2 separate regions of the Homo sapiens genome follow, and region 2 is linked to region 1. The links are chromatin loops, found by intact Hi-C in ENCODE. Cell type or tissue: right lobe of liver. All regions are shown on one strand. Links, peaks and the distances in the headings refer to the core of each region. The heading gives the core; the rest is flanking DNA.

The links. Hi-C counts contacts between places; a loop is a spot of excess contacts. Peaks named below come from ENCODE experiments on the same cell type or tissue, not always from the same donor. Only the 100,000 strongest peaks of a DNase experiment are listed, where the experiment ranks them.
Region 2: it touches region 1 in a loop (4-fold over the local background); 103 of 110 quality-filtered maps call a loop at or near these places.

What each region holds. Positions count from the first base shown.
Region 1 is chr1:203,345,262-203,350,633 of GRCh38, reverse strand. FMOD (fibromodulin) reads left to right here. Exons shown (of 3, transcript NM_002023.5): 2 at 2,357-3,342. The coding sequence starts at 2,364. Among named protein-coding and RNA genes, the nearest start is that of FMOD, 3.2 kb to the left of the region's middle. RefSeq lists an enhancer at 4,097-4,757. In right lobe of liver, for the core only: no CTCF peak of the experiment used is centred there; no DNase peak of the experiment used is centred there.
Region 2 is chr1:203,489,286-203,494,657 of GRCh38, reverse strand. It overlaps PRELP (proline and arginine rich end leucine rich repeat protein), which reads right to left. Exons shown (of 3, transcript NM_002725.4): 3 at 3,306-5,372. OPTC (opticin) reads right to left here and starts at 505. Exons shown (of 8, transcript NM_014359.4): 1 at 441-505. RefSeq lists a silencer at 784-1,012 and an enhancer at 2,400-3,198. In right lobe of liver, for the core only: no CTCF peak of the experiment used is centred there; no DNase peak of the experiment used is centred there.

The DNA.
Region 1 (5,372 bases), core at 302-5,301:
TGGGAGAGGGGGAAACTTTTGTGTAGAATGTGTGTGTGTGTGTGTGTGTGTGTGTGTTTGGAGTGGAAAGGAGAGAATAAAAAGAAGCATTGAGAACTGGCCATGTCCAGGGAGCTGTGGATTGGGGTGGGGATGCAATCCAGGTGAGGGGATGGCCTCTGGCTTGACCTTCTCCACTGATAGGAGGGAGAGATCTTTCTCTAGAGTGGAGAAATGAAAGAACAGCAGTAGCTCCTGAGTAAACTTCCCCCAGCTGATAGTGTGGCAGTCCTGGAAACTTTCGACCTTACAGAAACTCTGAGCACAGGAGGGCCTCTAGCATTATGGGAAACAGTGTAAGACTATGCAACCCTGAAGCAACATTGCTAAGAGATGGGATGGGGTAAGGAGAGGCATAAGCTCCCCATCAAACCCTTTCAGCACCCATGGCTCTAAGAAGAGGCTGAAGTGGGCAGGGTGCACAGCCCCTAGAAAGCTGAGTCTGAAGGGGAAGGTGGCTCTTGTCTGCCAAGGTGCCCAGTCTGAAAGAAGGAGAAACGGAGACAGAGGCTCACTGTGCCAGCCCTCCAGACAGCCACCTTGGTCCTGCAACAGCCCAGGGCTGTGCATGGAAAAATGCTCTGTTGGCAGTGGGCCGCTCCATTCGTCTTCTCTCCTGGCCAGAGCCAGGAACCAGCCAGCTTGCCCAGGCAGTGGGCAGTTGGGTCAGCTTCTCCAAAACACTGTGGCTCTTTGTCTGAGGCCTGAGGCTGCCTGTGGATGAGCCAGGGTGCCTGCTCCTCTGCAACCTAGGAACTGATGGGATGAAGTGGGCCCAAGGAAACTGTTTTGAGGGGACAGAGAGGTCTGGGATGGATGGTGGTCAGGAGGTAACTCTGTTGAGTGTCATAGTTGGGGTCTTTCCCATCAGTTCACTGGATCTGATGATGTTGGCTTTTATACTCCTTTCTTTCTTCTGTTTACAGTTGCCAACCCCAGTAGGCCCAACAGCAATGTGAGGGCTGTATGTGACTCTTCCAGGCCAAGAAAGATTCTAAGGTTTCTCTGTCCAAGGGTGACACTCAGGAAGATGCCCACTGCTCACAGGAGTATGTCATGCATTGGCTATAGGTAACCAGGGTAGGGTACCCAGGCCACCCCTAGTCTCTTACCTTCCATACCTTTAGTTTCCCTCTCAGATGACATCAGACCCACATTTCCTCTTCAGTCTGCCCTGTTCCTATCTCATTAGCACAACAGGTTCAAAAGCAACAGGTTTCCAGCAATGTGGGGACCTAGACACAGAGCCTGGTCATCTAGGTGTCATCGCTGGGAGCAGGTAGCTTGGGAAAGGAGAGGAGAATGTCAGGGTCCTACCTCAAGCTGCTTTCCCTTGAGCATACACAAGAGTTTCCAATCTCTAGCTATTCTTTTGGTGTCCCTCATTCATTTCTCTTGGCCCCACATGGCTCTTGCATGATGCCCATGGTGGAGCATGAGGAGTGCTAACACCTTACTAGGCACCATGGAAGAGAGAAGCAGATTAACTCAGACTTCACACACTGAGTACCTGCTTTAGAAGGCAAGTGCCACACCCAGTGCCAGGGTCCTCAGTCTGGAAAGGATTTGTAACTGCTGCATGAAGACCCTGTCCCAGCCAAGTTGCATGTGTAGCCACAAACTGCTAACCAGTGAGTTTCCTCACTCAGCAGACTGTTACAGATGATGGCACTTTGGAGGGCAACCTGAGCCTTGTGGTGGCTGCAGAGGGACCACACTCCTCCCCAAACACTCAAGACCAAAAACTCCCAGCCTGCCCAAGAGACCAAAAGATTTTCCAGATGTAGTTCAGCTCTTCCCCTTCGATGCGTCAAGCGGCTTCTGGAGGTCTCCCATCCTAGGGCTTTCTCCTTGGACTCTTAGAAAAATACTATTTCCCCGGAACATCCAAACTGGATTTGGGTTCAGATCTGAAGAGCATCCCACTACCATCCTTACCACCACACCACAAACACAGGGATTGCTGTGGGCTTTTCAGCTTTCCCACAGGACTTTCAGAGTGCTAGAGGCTCCTAAGAATCTGCCCCTCCAAAAAAAAAATGCAGCTGTTCCCATTCAAAGACATTCTGTCTGTGACTCTATGACCAGGGGAAAATGCACTTAGCTCACCCCAAATAGCCATGGTCCGGCTGGACCAAGTGCAGAACCAGACTGGGAGGAGGCACCGAAGAAATGAGAGCAAGGCTCCTGCTCTCAGATGTTTGACATGGAAGTCAGCTCTGCATAGCTCAAAGCCTAAGGCTTGCCTACTCTGCCTCACTGCCTCTGTGGAGTCTCACTCATGCTGGCTTGCTCTGTTCTCTCCCGCTTCTTGCAGAGACAAAATGCAGTGGACCTCCCTCCTGCTGCTGGCAGGGCTCTTCTCCCTCTCCCAGGCCCAGTATGAAGATGACCCTCATTGGTGGTTCCACTACCTCCGCAGCCAGCAGTCCACCTACTACGATCCCTATGACCCTTACCCGTATGAGACCTACGAGCCTTACCCCTATGGGGTGGATGAAGGGCCAGCCTACACCTACGGCTCTCCATCCCCTCCAGATCCCCGCGACTGCCCCCAGGAGTGCGACTGCCCACCCAACTTCCCCACGGCCATGTACTGTGACAATCGCAACCTCAAGTACCTGCCCTTCGTTCCCTCCCGCATGAAGTATGTGTACTTCCAGAACAACCAGATCACCTCCATCCAGGAAGGCGTCTTTGACAATGCCACAGGGCTGCTCTGGATTGCTCTCCACGGCAACCAGATCACCAGTGATAAGGTGGGCAGGAAGGTCTTCTCCAAGCTGAGGCACCTGGAGAGGCTGTACCTGGACCACAACAACCTGACCCGGATGCCCGGTCCCCTGCCTCGATCCCTGAGAGAGCTCCATCTCGACCACAACCAGATCTCACGGGTCCCCAACAATGCTCTGGAGGGGCTGGAGAACCTCACGGCCTTGTACCTCCAACACAATGAGATCCAGGAAGTGGGCAGTTCCATGAGGGGCCTCCGGTCACTGATCTTGCTGGACCTGAGTTATAACCACCTTCGGAAGGTGCCTGATGGGCTGCCCTCAGCTCTTGAGCAGCTGTACATGGAGCACAACAATGTCTACACCGTCCCCGATAGCTACTTCCGGGGGGCGCCCAAGCTGCTGTATGTGCGGCTGTCCCACAACAGTCTAACCAACAATGGCCTGGCCTCCAACACCTTCAATTCCAGCAGCCTCCTTGAGCTAGACCTCTCCTACAACCAGCTGCAGAAGATCCCCCCAGTCAACACCAACCTGGAGAACCTCTACCTCCAAGGCAATAGGATCAATGGTGAGACCTTGGCAAAGGGAGGCGGGGACTGGCTGTCTATTTCACTTGAAAGACACTATTCTGAGTGCTAGTGGCAAAACAAAAGAAATAGAAATAGGGGAACCAGACAGCACAAATGAAGCAACCTGACAACCAAGCCATACCCCTGTACAAAAGAGAATACACTTATACTAAATAGCAGTGCTAAGACAATTCAGTGGGGAGTGGGTTGGTACAGAAGAAGACTTTCCAGGAGAGGTAAGTTTCATTCCAGGTCTTGAGAGATAAGTGGGCATGGGTTGGGGGTATGCAGGATGGAGACATTCTGGGACAGAGGCTTGCCACAAAGGAGCCAGTCATTTTCACAGGTCACCTGTCGATGTAGGGGACAGCTGGGAAATGTCACGTGTCTGAGATGAAGGGGTCATGTGTCAGGGAGCAGTAAGAGATGAGTTCGGAGAAGTTTAGGAGGGAATACTTCAAAGGGAGGGAGATTTAAGTTTAGCTTCTAAAGTCTGTTTCAGGAGAATGGTGGGTTGAAGCCCTGCACTTACTCACTGTCCCAGAAGAGGATGAGCTCTCTTTTTCCACTTGAACTACTCTTGCGTCTACAGCCTGGTCTTGTGTTTTGGTGTTTATTCTCAGAGCTGAATGCGGCACTTGTTCTGGTCAGTTCTTCCTGGAGTACAAGGACCCCCTGGTGGCAGGGCAGATATCCTTCCTAGGGTAACATGAGCCTGACTACCACCAAGCCTAGGACACTGGGCTTCCTGTTTCATAAGCACTTCCTTGCAATGCCCAAAGGAAAAAAAAAAAGGCTGCCTCCCTGACTCTAAGAAATATTCATTTCAGATGGAATTATCTAGCTGATTTTCAGCTCCCTTTAGTCTTAGGATCTAGTATTCAGAACATGCTTACATTACCCCAGGGCTTCTGATGTCTTAATCCCAGCTGGAAGGTACTGAGCCAGCACTTGACCTCCCTTCCTGTCAGCAAAGTCCTCTTCCATCTGGAGAAGGGAGGACTCATTAACGACCACTGGCAAAGGGCTTTGAAGTGGAGCCTGCTGAGATAGAACCGCACCATCAAAGCGCTGAGAAGAACAGAGTCGTCACCCTCTCCCTCTCATTCCTTTCTCCCCTGTGCTCAGGGAACAGATCAGTCATTGAGCAAGATGTTAACAAGCTGGGCAGCCCTCTGAGTGAGAGAGGCACCAGCCCCAGAGGGCAATTTGGGAGTTGACAGTCGGGTGGGCAAGGCAAAGAGGCATCTGTCTGGCACCTTTAGTTTGAAGTGCCTGACACCATCATGTACAGCCTAAACTCTTTTTTATTAAAATCTCTCTTTCTTTGGGGTCTTTTTATTCCCAAGGTGGGGATTGAGGGGTCCTCTAAGACGTCTTTTTTTTTTTTTTTGAGACAGAGTCTCGCTCTGTCACCCAGGCCGGAGTGCAGTGGCATGATCTCAGCTCACTGCAAACTCCGCCTCCTGGGTTCACGCCATTCTCCTGCCTCAGCCTCTTGAGTAGCTGCGACTACAGGCGCCTGCCACCACGCTCGGCCAACTTTTTATATTTTTAGTAGAGACGGGGTTTCACCGTGTTAGCCAGGACGGTCTTGATCTCCTGACCTCGTGATCTGCCTGCCTCGGCCTCCCAAAGTGCTGGGATTACAGGCATGAGCCACCGCGCCCAGCCAAGACATCTTGAAGATGTTGCAAGCTGCAGACGTTTGACATTTCCTTGTGGCTGTCTATCATCACACCAGCAGTTACCACTACTTACCTGCCACACACTCTGAATCCAGGAGCAGTCACATCAGAAATGTCACACGTATGCTGTGCTTCATCCAAGTTTGACCCTGAAACTGTGACAGCAAAGAACAGCTGTCATGGGAAAGAATCTATTAGCACCTACCCATACAATCAGAGAAAGTTGGGATGGAAAAGGCTTCATCACAACCTTTTATCATCGTTCTGCCTTCATGCAGAACCACATCTGCCACTCAAATGGGAGGTGGACCACCTCTTCCAGACGCTTGTCAGAAAATAAA
Region 2 (5,372 bases), core at 238-5,237, 140 kb before region 1:
TTTCTATTTTTAAGACGGTGTCACTCTGTTGCCCAGCCTGGAGTGTTATGGCATGATCTCAGCTCACTGAAGCCTTAACCTCCTGGGCTCAGGCAGTCCTCCTGCCTCAGCCTCCCAAGTAGCTGGGACTACAGGCGTGTGTTACCATGCCCAGTTAACCTCCCCACCCTTTCTTAATTTTAGCTGGGCAAGGGGGCAAGCCTCTAGCAGTAGCAAGAGGTGTTTCTTCACCTTACCTCCCATACCTCACCCCAAACGAATTACATAATCTCAAAAAAAATTTTTCTAAGAGAGTTTAGTGCCCACCCAAAAGTCTTGTCCAACTTCTTTGGCCAGAGGCCTAAACTCTCTTCATTTTCCCTTCCCAATCCCCTGCCCCAGCCAAACACTTTGCCCTCATTTGCGCACCGATGGCCAGAGGCCTCAACCTTGAGCCTTACCCCTTCAATGCTTCTGGATCCTGGATGGAGAGCCCTGCAGCTTCCAGAAAGGTGGGGACTCTGGTGGAGGCTGTCTGAACTGGGGCTTGGGTTAGACAGTGGTGCCCGGGGGAGGGCAAGGAGTTGGCCAGGCCTGCGACCAATCAGACTTCTCATTCCTTCTGATGTCCAGCTGTTTCCCCTCCTCTTTCCTCAGGGGGTCCCCTGCCCCATTCCTGTATTTGACAAAAGAGAATTCTCCCCCCACCTTCCGCTTCACCCCCCACCTCCAGCTCCTGCTCTCTCTCCTCTTACTCTGTCAGCTCCTTCTTTCTTTTCCTTGTCCACTCTCCTGATAAGGCCACATCTTTGAGGAACAGGGAGTGCCATCCCCTGCAAGGAAGGGGCCCCATCCCTCAGATTCTGAGTCCTCAGAGAAGGCTGGAGTCGGGGGATATGGAGAGATAGAGCTTGTCTTTGCAGCTTCTTTCTCCAGCCAGAGAGTGACAAGGCTTCAGCTTCATAGCCAGAATCCAAAGATAAAAATAGGTGGAAATGAGGCACTTCACCCTCACCTAGAGCGCCAGCACAGAGACCATAATTGAATAAAATCACCAGAGACAGGAGCTGCAGGCCTAGGTAGTTCAAAGAGAAGGTGTATGGGGGATGAGATCGGATTTGAAAGCCAACTTCAAGTTCACAGATGATGATCATGAGGATACGGGAAATTCTCTAAATCTGCTAGGAGGAAACCAAATGGAAATTGGGAGGTGGGCCCTAGAAAGGATCATAAACACCAGTAGACATTGTGTAGGGTCTCGGGGGCCTGGGAAGTATCCTCTCCCGCACCCTCAGAGATGTACAGTCGTCCCTCAGTAACCATGGGGGATTGGTTCTGCACGTCCAGTGGATACCAAATCCACATATGCTGAGGTCTTTTATATAAAATGGTGAATTTGCACATAACCTACGCACATCCTCCTGTGTACTTCAAATCATCTCTAGATTACCTATAACACCAAACACAATGCTTACACCTCACTCCATTCACATGGATTCCACATAGTACTGGCACACAGCAAATTCAAGTTTTCCTTTTTGGAACGTTGTGAATTTTTTTTTTTTCTGAATATTTTCAATCTGTGGTTGGTTGAATCCACGGATGTGGAACCCACAGATACAGAGGGCCAACGGCATTCATCTGGAAACACTCCCCTTTCCTTGGTGCCTCGAGCAGGCTGCCGAGCAAGTCCTTGCTGAAGGCAGAGGTGGGGTGGCTAAGGAGTCTTCCCCAGCTTCTGCCAGCCTGTGCCCTGGCGCCCACCCAGGTTTCTCAGTGACTCTCCTTGTTCCCTACTCCTTTCCACCAACCAGATACTGAATTCCAGCTGTGAGGCCCCCTAAAGATCTAGTCCAAGTCCTTGTGGTATAGATGAGGAGAGTGAGGCCCAAAGAGGTGACGTGACTTGCCCTAGGTCACACAGAGCCAGGGCCAATGCCTAGATTTTTTGACTCCCTGGTCAGAGAGTTTTCTTTAGTTCATATGACCCTCCCCATTTCCACCTTCTTCCCCAGGAGTCCTGAATCCGTGTGTTTCCAGGCCCTCAGAGCAGATGGCTTGGCAGAACTCATCTCTGCCCTGGCACACCAGGTGAAGAGGCAGATCTAATAGCCTGGCCCTCGAGGGCAGCATTTGGCTTGCTGTGTTCCTGGGCTCCAGCTGGTGCAAGAGGGGGCTTCCCTCAGCCCAAGAGCCTGGTCACCAGAGAAGAGCATGTTCTTGTACCCCTGGCAGCCCCCCACCTGGGAAAAGACACCATCAGAGGCTCTGCTGGGTGGAGGGAAAGATAGCCCTGGATCCTGGAGGGCATCCAGTAGGCAGATGGCACATTTGGCGGGCTGTATGCCTCCATCTTCTCTCCACAGCCTGGGCTTTGCAGCCAGAGGCCCTCCACCCCCACAGCCAGCCTAGGCAATCTCCCCGCTCCCACCCCACACATTTATTCCTGGGAGAAATGCAAATGCGAGTGTTCATTCACTCTCCCTGCCGCCTGCTCCCACTCTCCCTCCCTGCTTTCCCAGAGACATACGCTCCTGCCATCCCTGCTTGGTTGCCACACCCCCACCATCGTTCCTCCCCAATGCATACACACCTGCTCCCCCCACTCCCTGCAGGAGCCACATCCAGACTCAGGCTCGCATCCTAGACCCTCTCCCAACTTCTCCTCTTGCTTTCCCAAGCTCACAGGTCACACACTCTTGTTCTCATGAATATTAGGGGCTGTCCATGGATGTGTACATGTGACCTGGTGGGGGAAACGGCTAACCCCGCAGACTGCTGTTCCAGGCAGCCCAGCTCCCCAAGAGCCTGGCAAAGGAAGCAGGAGGCGGGGGAGGCGTCCTAATCCTAATCTCTCATTAGGAGAGGCAAAAGGCGTGTTGATGAATCGGAGGCGGCAGGTGGTATGGACAGAAGTTTGACCAGCCAACCCTGTTGTTGCCCTTTTCATGGATAGGGAGAGAGAGGCGGGGAAGTTCAGGAACCCTCCTGTGTTTTGGATGACAGGGGTATATCCCCTGCTGAGGGCTTGTAGCCACATAACTCCACTCCATGACCGGAACATGACCCTCTCCTCTTTTTCAGACACACAAGCCCCACAGGGTAGACTCCACACCTTCCTACCTTTGTACTCATGCTGTTTCCTGTCCAGGTGGCGTCTTTTTTTCTTTCATCCACCTGGCAAAATCTGATTTATCCCTTAAGAGCCAGCTCACATGGTAGGAGTCTTTCTGGTTTTCCTCAGGTAGAGGTAAAAGCCCTTTCCTTTATACTGTTCATACACAGTAGTTTCACTCGTGTCTGTGTGAAGCGACCACCAAACAGGCTTTGTGTGAGCAACAAGGCTGTTTATTTCACCTGGGTGCAGGCGGGCTGAGTCCGAAAAGAGTCAGCGAAGGGAGATAGGGATGGGGCCATTTTATAAGATGTGGGTAGGTAATGGAAAATTACAGTCAAAGGGGGTTGTTCTCTGGTGGCCAGGGGTGGGGGTTGCAAGGTGTTCAGTGGGGGAGCTTTTGAGCCAGGATGAGCCAGGAGAAGGAATTTCACAAGGTAATGTCATCAGTTAAGGCAGGGACCAGCCATTTTCACTTCTTTTGTGGTGGAATATCATCAGTTAAGGTAGGAACCAGCCGTCTGGATGTGCACATGCAGGTCACAGGGGATATGATGGCTTAGCTTGGGCTCAGAGGCCTGACACACAGCATTATTACAAACACTTAGGACACAGAGGTATCCATTCATGGATTTCTTTCCCTTTACCAAGGTATGAGTTCCTCAAGGATGTGCTGCTATGTATATTATCCATCCTTGAATGCGTAGCTGGGGACCTGGCATGTGACCGATATCCACTGAACATCCGTGAAGTGAACCGAAGTCGATGTTTAGTAGCCAGGTAGGAGCAGCGAGGGCGTCACCTGGCAGTTCTCATTCTAAAGAAGATGGTGTAGCCTGGGAGGGTCATGAATCCCACTTTTGCAACCAACCTTCCCTCAGAAGAGAGAGTCTGGGACACCCTGTTCTAACCCTTCGGTGGACTTCCGCATGGCATGTAGACCATTCCAGATGACTTGGTCTATGCTCTCTGTCCTTGAGATGGCTCTTTTACTGTTTTGTATGCACACTACATCTCCCCAGTTAGTCTGTAAGCTTTACTTGGGCAGGAAAGACGACCGTTTTGTGTCTTTCTGTGTCTGCCTCAGTACAGAGCTCCTGGGAGACCTTCGACAATTTAGTACATGTAGCTTGAAAGAACCCGAGGCTTTGGGTTTCAAAGGCAGCTGTCAGATTTCTGGTCCGACTTTAGGAATATATATATTTTTTTGTCTGTGGGTGGGCAGTCTCGTGGAACTGAGGATTAATTTTTCATGAGGGTTGTGAGTTTGCGAGAAATTCTTCAAGAAATGGCTTTGGGGCTGGGCATGGTGACTCACGTGTGTAATCCCAGCACTCTGGGGAGGCCAAGGTGGGAGGATCACTTGAGGCCAGGAGTTCCAGACCAGCCTGGGCAACATAATGAGACCCTGCCTCTATTTAAAAATAATAAGAAAAGAGGAAAGAAAAGGCTTTTGGATAGCTTTCGTAGGAATTTCTTAAGAGTATAATCTTTTCCCCACTCATCTTGTTAGAGCAATTAAGAGGCTTTGGGGCTGGGCATGGTGGCTCAATGGTAGGGGGTGGGTGGCAAGATGACTTTATTTTTATTTTTATTTTTATTTTTTTTAAATGAAGTCTCGTTTTGTCTCCTAGGCTGGAGTGCAGTGGTGCGATCTCGGCTCACTGCAACTTCTGCCTCCAGGGTTCAAGCAATTCTCCTGCCTCAGCCTCCCAAGTAGCTGGGACTACAGGCATGTACCACCGCACCCAGCCAATTTTTGTATTTTGAGTAAACAAGGGGTTTCACTATGTTGGCCAGGCTGGTCTTGAACTCCTGACCTCAGGTGATCTGCCCGCTTTGGCCTCCCAGAGTGCTGGGATTACAGGCGTGATCCACCACGCCTGGCTGGCAAGATGACTTTGAAGTGTTATTCTTGACCTGTTCACACCGTTGAGTTCACGCAGGGTGTTTTTCATATTACTTTATTTCCTGTACTGTGAAGTGTGTTGAAATGTGGAAGTTATTTCACAAAGTTAACAGGGTCTTCAAGACAGAAGAGATATACGTGCAGAGTACACACATACACCTACGTACACACCTGTATATGTCGATGACGACAGCATGGAGGGAATGAACTTGTGCATGGAGAAGGGGGCTTTTTTTAAACTTGAAAGAAACCAGCCCATTCTGTGTGTGTTTGGAGGAGGGGAGCCTGTAAAGCCTATTTACCTTGAATCCCCTCTGGCTTACAGCTGCAGAGAGCAAAGGAGAGCAGACATATTCTAGATTGGGCAGT